Linked DNA regions of Mus musculus: region 2 is linked to region 1. The links are chromatin contacts, found by Hi-C in ENCODE. All regions are on one chromosome and are shown on one strand. The core of a region is the stretch at or near the end of the contact, and the rest is flanking DNA. Distances in the headings are between cores, read along the strand shown.

Region 1 (3,500 bases), core at 522-3,021:
CAGACACAGCGGGACACATATGTATTCAAGAACATAGTCCTTGGTAAGTCATCCAGGCTCTGGTGGAAGATCACACATCCAGGAATATTTGGGCAGCACAAAATTGTTTTGATGGGCTAAGAAGGAAAAGACACAAAGCTGGGTGGATGTCCTTGGAAGAATAGGGGACATGAATATGATAGAATTCTCAAAGAACTAATAAAACTATTATTTTTTAAAAGTAAAGAGTTCATCCTAGAAGAATAAAGTGAACATGAGTCTAAGTCTTTGAAGAGAGGGAGGGGCCTGACCTAAGCACACAGGATGGAGCATGCATTCCAGGAGTTGTGTGACTCAAGGGCATGCATTATTCTTGAAAACTCTGATTCAATAGCCAGGTGTGGTGGTGCACACTTTTAATCTCAGCACTTGGGAAGCAGAACCAGGTGAATTGGAGACCAGTCGGGTCTACATGGTGAGTTCCAGGCCAGCAAGAACTACATAGTGAGACCCTATCTCAAAAAAAGAAAATACAATAAAACCATCAGACAAACAAACAAAGGAAAAGGGAAAAGGAAGGAAGGAAGGAAGGAAGGAAGGAAGGAAGGAAGGAAGGGAGGGAGGGAGGGAGGGAGGGAGGGAGGGAGGGAGGGAGGGAGGGAGGGAGGGAGGAAGGAAGGAAACTCCAATTTATATCATTTTTCAATTTCTATGATATTAACCCCTTATGTGGAGTTAATTCCTAGCTACCACAGTGAGGACACATCTGGGAACACACCATGCCCAATACATCATTATGAAGTTGGATACAGGAGGCAGGAGAAGAGAAAACAAAGAGAACTACAGACCAGTTTTCCTCTAACTCCAGCTCTTTCTACCCCATGACCTTTGGGGTCAAGAGTAGATTATCTGTGAATATGACAATGGATTCTAAAAGCATTAGCCTGGGGACTAGTAAGATAGCTTGGTGGATAAGGATACTTGCTGCATAGGCCTGGCAACGTGAGTTTAATTACTTGATCCCACATGATGGAAGAAAAAAGCTGATTCCTAGGGGTTGTTCTTTGACTTTCACACACACACACACACAGCCTCACCTTTCAAAGTCTCCTTTTGAGCTCCTATTCTAGTGTTCTGTTCATGGAAGTTCTTTCTTCCATCCTTTCTCCATAGCAAACCTTACAAACAACTTCTAAATTGAAGGCAACAGAGAGCTAACTTGATTCTGCCCCACTGTGCCTGTCAGGAAAATGGGCTGTTGGTCAGAGATGTCTACGCCTGTCTACTCTATCAGTTTGTGACTATAGCTCAAAGTATCACTTGCACAGGTATTCAATGAGATTATGTAACGAATCATAAGTAACAGTCCTGTCATCTCATGCCAAGTAAGTTACAAATAGAAGTTGAGCTCTGGATTCCCTAATTTGTAGGTGGTCTACTCAATGTCCGTTTTTTTCTTAGGATCCAAGAAGAGTTTACCAGACAGATCTGCTCAAAGAACTTGTGACACCCATTTCCTGGAAACAGCTTAGAAAAAAAGAGGGGTGGGGGGGGAATCACACTTCTTCCCCAAGCCAGGGTTTGACTGATGTGACATTACAGCCCCTTTCCCAACTCCCATGGGTCTGAACACCTGACTTTGGCTTCTCAAGAACAATGAAGTGATAAAGTGATTTAAGCCTGATCATAAATGAGCAATCCTGGAGGCTCAAGTAGAAAAAAAAAAAAAAACCCGGTTGAGACAGGAAGCTGGTTCAGGAACTTGTCAGCAGAGGCAGCACTTCGACGATCAGAGCTTCTTCCTTGGGGGTAACAGTAAGCAGCTGTCCTGCCGAGCTGAGCTGAGCTGAGCTCACAGCTGGGGACCCTGTCTGCGATTGCTGGCTAATGGATCCCAAAGGATCCCTTTCCTGGAGAATACTTCTGTTTCTCTCCCTGGCTTTTGAGTTGAGCTACGGAACAGGTGAGTGTCCATTTGTTTAAAGGGTTTGAGTCTTGTGTTTAGCAGTTTGGAATCAGCAGAGCCCCATGGATGGAGAAGCCAAGGGCTGGGGAGTGCTGTTCAGTTGCCTCTTCTTTAAGGAGAGTGCCTCTGGGTTTCCACTGTGTCTTTCAAAGAGGAAGAAACCTGTTGAGTTCCCTGAGCCTTGGGCTACAAGGATTTGTCCCATCTACACTAGTTTCTATGGAAACCAGAAGCTAAAGGCACCTGCTATGTCCATAGTCAGCTTCCTGGACTCAGGCTAAAATTCTGAGTAGCTGGTTTATGTGGCTACCCTTCTGGCAAAGACCCAGGCTAGGGACCAAAGCTCTGGGACACTTGACCTATACTTCTGCTGAGGAAAACGACTCTCACATGTACATCATTGGCAGACAAAGAACACCGGTCCAGTGAAAAGCAAGGGTGATAGGAGCAACAGGTAGAAGTGGGAAACCTCAGACCTTAGGCTCACACCAGACAGTGGCTGCGGTGTGGTCATGCTTTCTTATAAGAGATGACTCCAAAGCACCAAGAAGAGGAAACGTTGGGATTTTGGAGCCCAGGGTTGCTTACAGAATGGGGAAAGTGCAATCAGGAAACTTCAAGGCTCTGCAGTGGGCTCAAGTGATGGCAAAGGGTTAAAGGAGCAGGACTTCTCTCCCATCCCTCTGGTTCTTCTCTTTTCCAAGGCAAGCTGTTGTTTTCTACTTAGTGGGTGGGAACTGTAAGGAAAGGTATTGGAGAGCAACCGTGCTAAGCAGTGCATACTGGGCTAACCATGGAATGAATGGTCAACTCCATTGTAGAGTTTAATTAGATTGTGGGAGACAGCCTGGCAGAGATGGCTTTAGGAAGCGGATCGGGGAAATCCTGAGAGCCAGAGCATTTTGGTCGTGGGGGATTCATGACTGTAAATCCATTATGGACTTTTCTAAGAAAAACCCTGAAATGTGCCAGGGATTGGGGGTGGGGGGCTGTACCTAGAATCTTTTATTCAAGTCTCAGATGAGGAGACCCTTGTCTAGCTCCACTTTGAGATAATCAAACTGAGCATCTTTGGAGGTAGAGCTAAGCCCTTCTTGTTGCATACCATTTGAACCCACCATTGCTGGCTTACTTGGTGACTGTAGTAACTATGGAATGAACGTTTGGTTTTCTCCTTGTCTAACCTTGTCTGTAGCAGCTCAGATGTAGCTAGCAAATGTTCTGCTTAAGGGTAGGAGGTCACTGGCTAGTGAGCGACAGCCCAGCCCCAGGATACATACATGTCTCTCCACTTGGCAACTATTCTTTCCTTGCATTCCACGTTCTAAAATAAGCTCAATTTTTGTCAGTGTTTCTATTTATAAATGTGTACTCTTTTGTGAAACCCCATTAAAACCCAAATAGAAATACTTTGCAAATGAGACTTATCAGTCGTGTCAGGGCAACCCAGAGGAGCTTGATTCTTGTAAAAAAGTGTGCACCTTCCCATTTCTGCTCAATTTTCAGTTCCTACTCAGAACTATAAGATGCAAAAAGTGCAAACGTCCCTTCCCAA
Region 2 (3,500 bases), core at 484-2,983, 1.7 Mb after region 1:
GCCCTGGAGGACACTGTAAGACAAATATTCTCTGAAGTAGCAGGAGGATAGAACCAGCCTCTCCCTGAGCAAACAATGCATACCAATTTACAAGTGTAAAGTGCACTACAGTCACTAGGGCAAGGTTGGGTAATGGAAGCTGTGTGAGGGCAGCCTGTCAATCAAGAGATCTGATTATGCAGAGCCCACCCTTTTTTGTGTGTTGATGTTGAAATCAAAGAAAACCAACCACCAGTAAGTGAGTGGGTGGTGTGCATTGGGCTGGGCTTGTCCCTTAGGCTATGAACTCCCTGGTAAAGCAGGAAATAACTTTTGTGGAGTTCCCTATATCTAAAATACCTCTGGTTGAGACCTCACAGCTGGAGGAGAAACTCTGCTGAGGCTTGTAAAAAGGAAACTGAAAACTAGCATTTGCTTGGGCAGAGCCTTAATATATAATTATTTTGCCCCAGCATCAGGGTTTAGGACTCAGCTATAGGGCCAGGACTAGCCAAGCTTCAAAGTGAAAGAAGATAGTTGAGAGTACTTTCTGCTTTCTGTCTCCCAAGACCTGATTTTCATGATTTTCATGTCCTACTACTCATAGTGAAAATCTTTGTGAGGCGGATGGTTTGAACTCTCAGGACATACACCAGTCCCTGAGTTGAGAACTAAGGCTGCTTTGGAGAGAAGAAAATCCCCTGAGGTAAGTAAGATATGTCAGAAGTTTTCTAGAGAAAGCTTTAGGACCATTTTGCTAATCAGTAAATTAAGAGGAAAGAGAGTCCTGGGTTTCTGAGGTTAGAAAGAGGGATTAGTATTGACTGTATTCTAGAAAAGAATAAGGCTGCAGGAAGCCTGGTTCTAAACCTTCAGTTGACTGAGGAACAGAAGTTATCTTTTATTGCACCACAACTGAGACCTTTACAAAAGAAAGTGCATTTGGCCGTGGCAGGAATTAGAATATATTGTTCAGAGGGTTGACCCAGACTGAGCCTAAAAGGAACTCTGATTTTCTGGGTGTGTTGGTCTGTAGGTGTTTTATTGACATGAATTTATATTTAGAAGAGGGCTTTTGATTTCTAGCTGAAGGGGGAAGAAACATAGGGGCCAGGGAGCTATTTCTCGATAAAAGGTGAGAATAATGGCATGACAGAAAGCCTGTGATGTAACGTTAGCTTGAAAGCATCAGAGCTCAAAATTCTAAGTAACCTTAATCTAAGAAGAAAATATCTAATAAAAAAAATGTGGGGAAAAAAAAACCCAGCATGGTAGTAACACAAAAGAACAATTAAAAAAAAATCAGACACGGAATCAAATAGAAAAAAAAAAAAAAAAAAAAGAAAGAAATGCCAAGCAGATAATGTTACTCCATAATCCCAAATGTTCAAGTGACATGGCATCTTTTAAAAATTATATGTGCTTTTAATCTCTATTTCCTTTACTTTATTAGGTAATAGCAAGTTTATTTCAGTCTAGTTCCAATTGGATCCTGCTTTCCCATTTCCATAGTTAAATCCCTGGAATTTGGGGGAAGGATCATTCCTATGGTATCTGTTGAGGTTTGAATATATGCCGGCTGGTGGCTCCGGAAGGTCTTGGGACTTTCACAAGGAGGAACTTACTGGAGAAACCTTATTGGAGGAAGTGGGTCACTGAGGGCGGCCTGTGAGAGGTGATAGGCGGTCTCACTTGTAACTCTGTTTCTTTGTCTGAGCAAGAATCACAACCTGCCTGCTTCCTGTCCTGCCTGCTTCCTGTCCTGTCTGCCGCCATGCTTCCTTAACTAGCTGCTAGGTTTTTTCCTTGTCGTGATGAAATCCACCCTCATGGACCTGTAAGTAAAATTAAAACCTACTTCTCCCCTATGTTGCTAATGTTCATGACATTTTATCAAAACAGAAAAGAAACTAATACAGCAAAATGCTGGGTCCTGTTTACATATCCAATTCTGTCTTTTGCGGGGAACTGAAAAGAGATATTAAGGAAAAGTGATTGCTAAGAGATATTTAAGGAAAAGTGATTGCTACTTCCTGTTATTTTTGTTGTTAGAGGTGGAATTATATCTGTGTGGCTATATTCTTTTAGTTTTTTTGAAAGATTACTTTCTTGCTTTTTTCTAGGGTGTAGTTTCCCTCTTGTGTTGGTGTTTTCCATCTATTATACTTTGTAGGGCCGGATTTATGAGAAAATATTGTGTAAATTTGGTTATGTCATGGAATATTTTGGTTTCTTCATCTATGGTAATTGAGATTTTTGCTGGGTATAGTAGCCTGGGCTGCCATGTGTATTCTCTTAGGGTCTATATGAAATCTACCCAGGATCTTCTGGCTTTCATAGTCTCTGTGGAGAAGTCTGGTGTAATTCTGATAGGTCTGACTTTATGTTACTTGACCTTTTTCCCTTACCACTTTTAATATTCTTTTTTTGTTTGGTGCATTTGGTGTTTTGATTATTATGACAGGAGGAATTTCTTTTCCGGTCCAGTTTGGAGTTCTGTAGACTTCTTGTATGTTCATGAGCATCTTTTTGTTTAGGTTAGGGGAGTTTTCTTCTATATTTTTGTTGAAAATCTTTACTGGCCCTTTAAGTTGGGAATCTTCGCTCTCTTCTATACCTATTATCCTTAGGTTTGATCTTCTCATTGTGTCCTGGATTTTCTGGATGTTTTGGGTTAAGAGCTTTTTGCATTTTCTTTGACTGTTTTGTCAATATTTTCTATGGTATCTTCTGCATCTGAGATTCTGTCTTCTATCTCTTGTATTCTGTTGGTGATGCTTGCATCTATGACTCTTGATCTCTTTTGTAGGTTTTCTAACTCCAGGGTTGTCTCCCTTTGTGATTTCTTTATTGTCTCTATTTCCATTTTTAGATCTTGGATGATTTTGTTCATTTCCTTTACCTGTTTGATTGTTTTTTCCTGTAATTCTTTAAGAGATTTTTGTGTTGCCTCTTTAAGTGCTTATAGCTGTTTACTGTGTTCTCCTGTATTAAATATTCATTAATGATATTTTTAGGGTATGAAAGGATATCAATATAAAAGTTGAACACATTTTTACAGACTATTTGATTCTCAAAATGCTCAATATTATTAATATGTTTGATGTATAAAATACATTTAAATATTAAAAATTGAAGAAAAAAAAGAAACTAATACAGTAACTACTCTTTGGAACTCAGTGATAACCTTTGTGCCCTTACCGAAAGTGTGGTAAGTATTTCTAAGTATCAGAACATAGTTGTTAATTATGTTGTTCAACTTTTCTACTTTTTTGCTTTTTGTTTTATTTTATTCTTGGCTATTTAAAGCGTTAGTTACTGAAGGAAATGTTTTGTAATTTCTGACCATCATGGTACATTTGCCATTTGTTAGTGGAGAACTGTCAAATTTTGTTTACAACTGTTGACTTTATTCAATGAGGTGCTTACTGTTTAGAATTGTTGGTTATATTACCTTGATGACTTTAACATTTAATTGTTGTATAGCAACTCTGTCCTTAATGGCACTATTTGTCTTATAG

The links. Hi-C counts contacts between places; a loop is a spot of excess contacts on that map.
Region 2: a loop to region 1 is called in a map of T-helper 2 cell, with 9 times the contacts of the local background. The contact joins the promoter of Aim2 here to the promoter of Slamf1 in region 1. A Hi-C loop is called at or near these places in 2 of 37 maps with a recorded cell type or tissue (T-helper 2 cell and regulatory T cell).

What each region holds. Positions count from the first base shown.
Region 1 is chr1:171,765,361-171,768,860 of GRCm38, forward strand. Slamf1 (signaling lymphocytic activation molecule family member 1) reads left to right here and starts at 1,772. Exons shown (of 7, transcript NM_013730.4): 1 at 1,772-1,942. The coding sequence starts at 1,867.
Region 2 is chr1:173,418,871-173,422,370 of GRCm38, forward strand. Aim2 (absent in melanoma 2) reads left to right here and starts at 1,734. Exons shown (of 9, transcript NM_001013779.2): 1 at 1,734-1,816.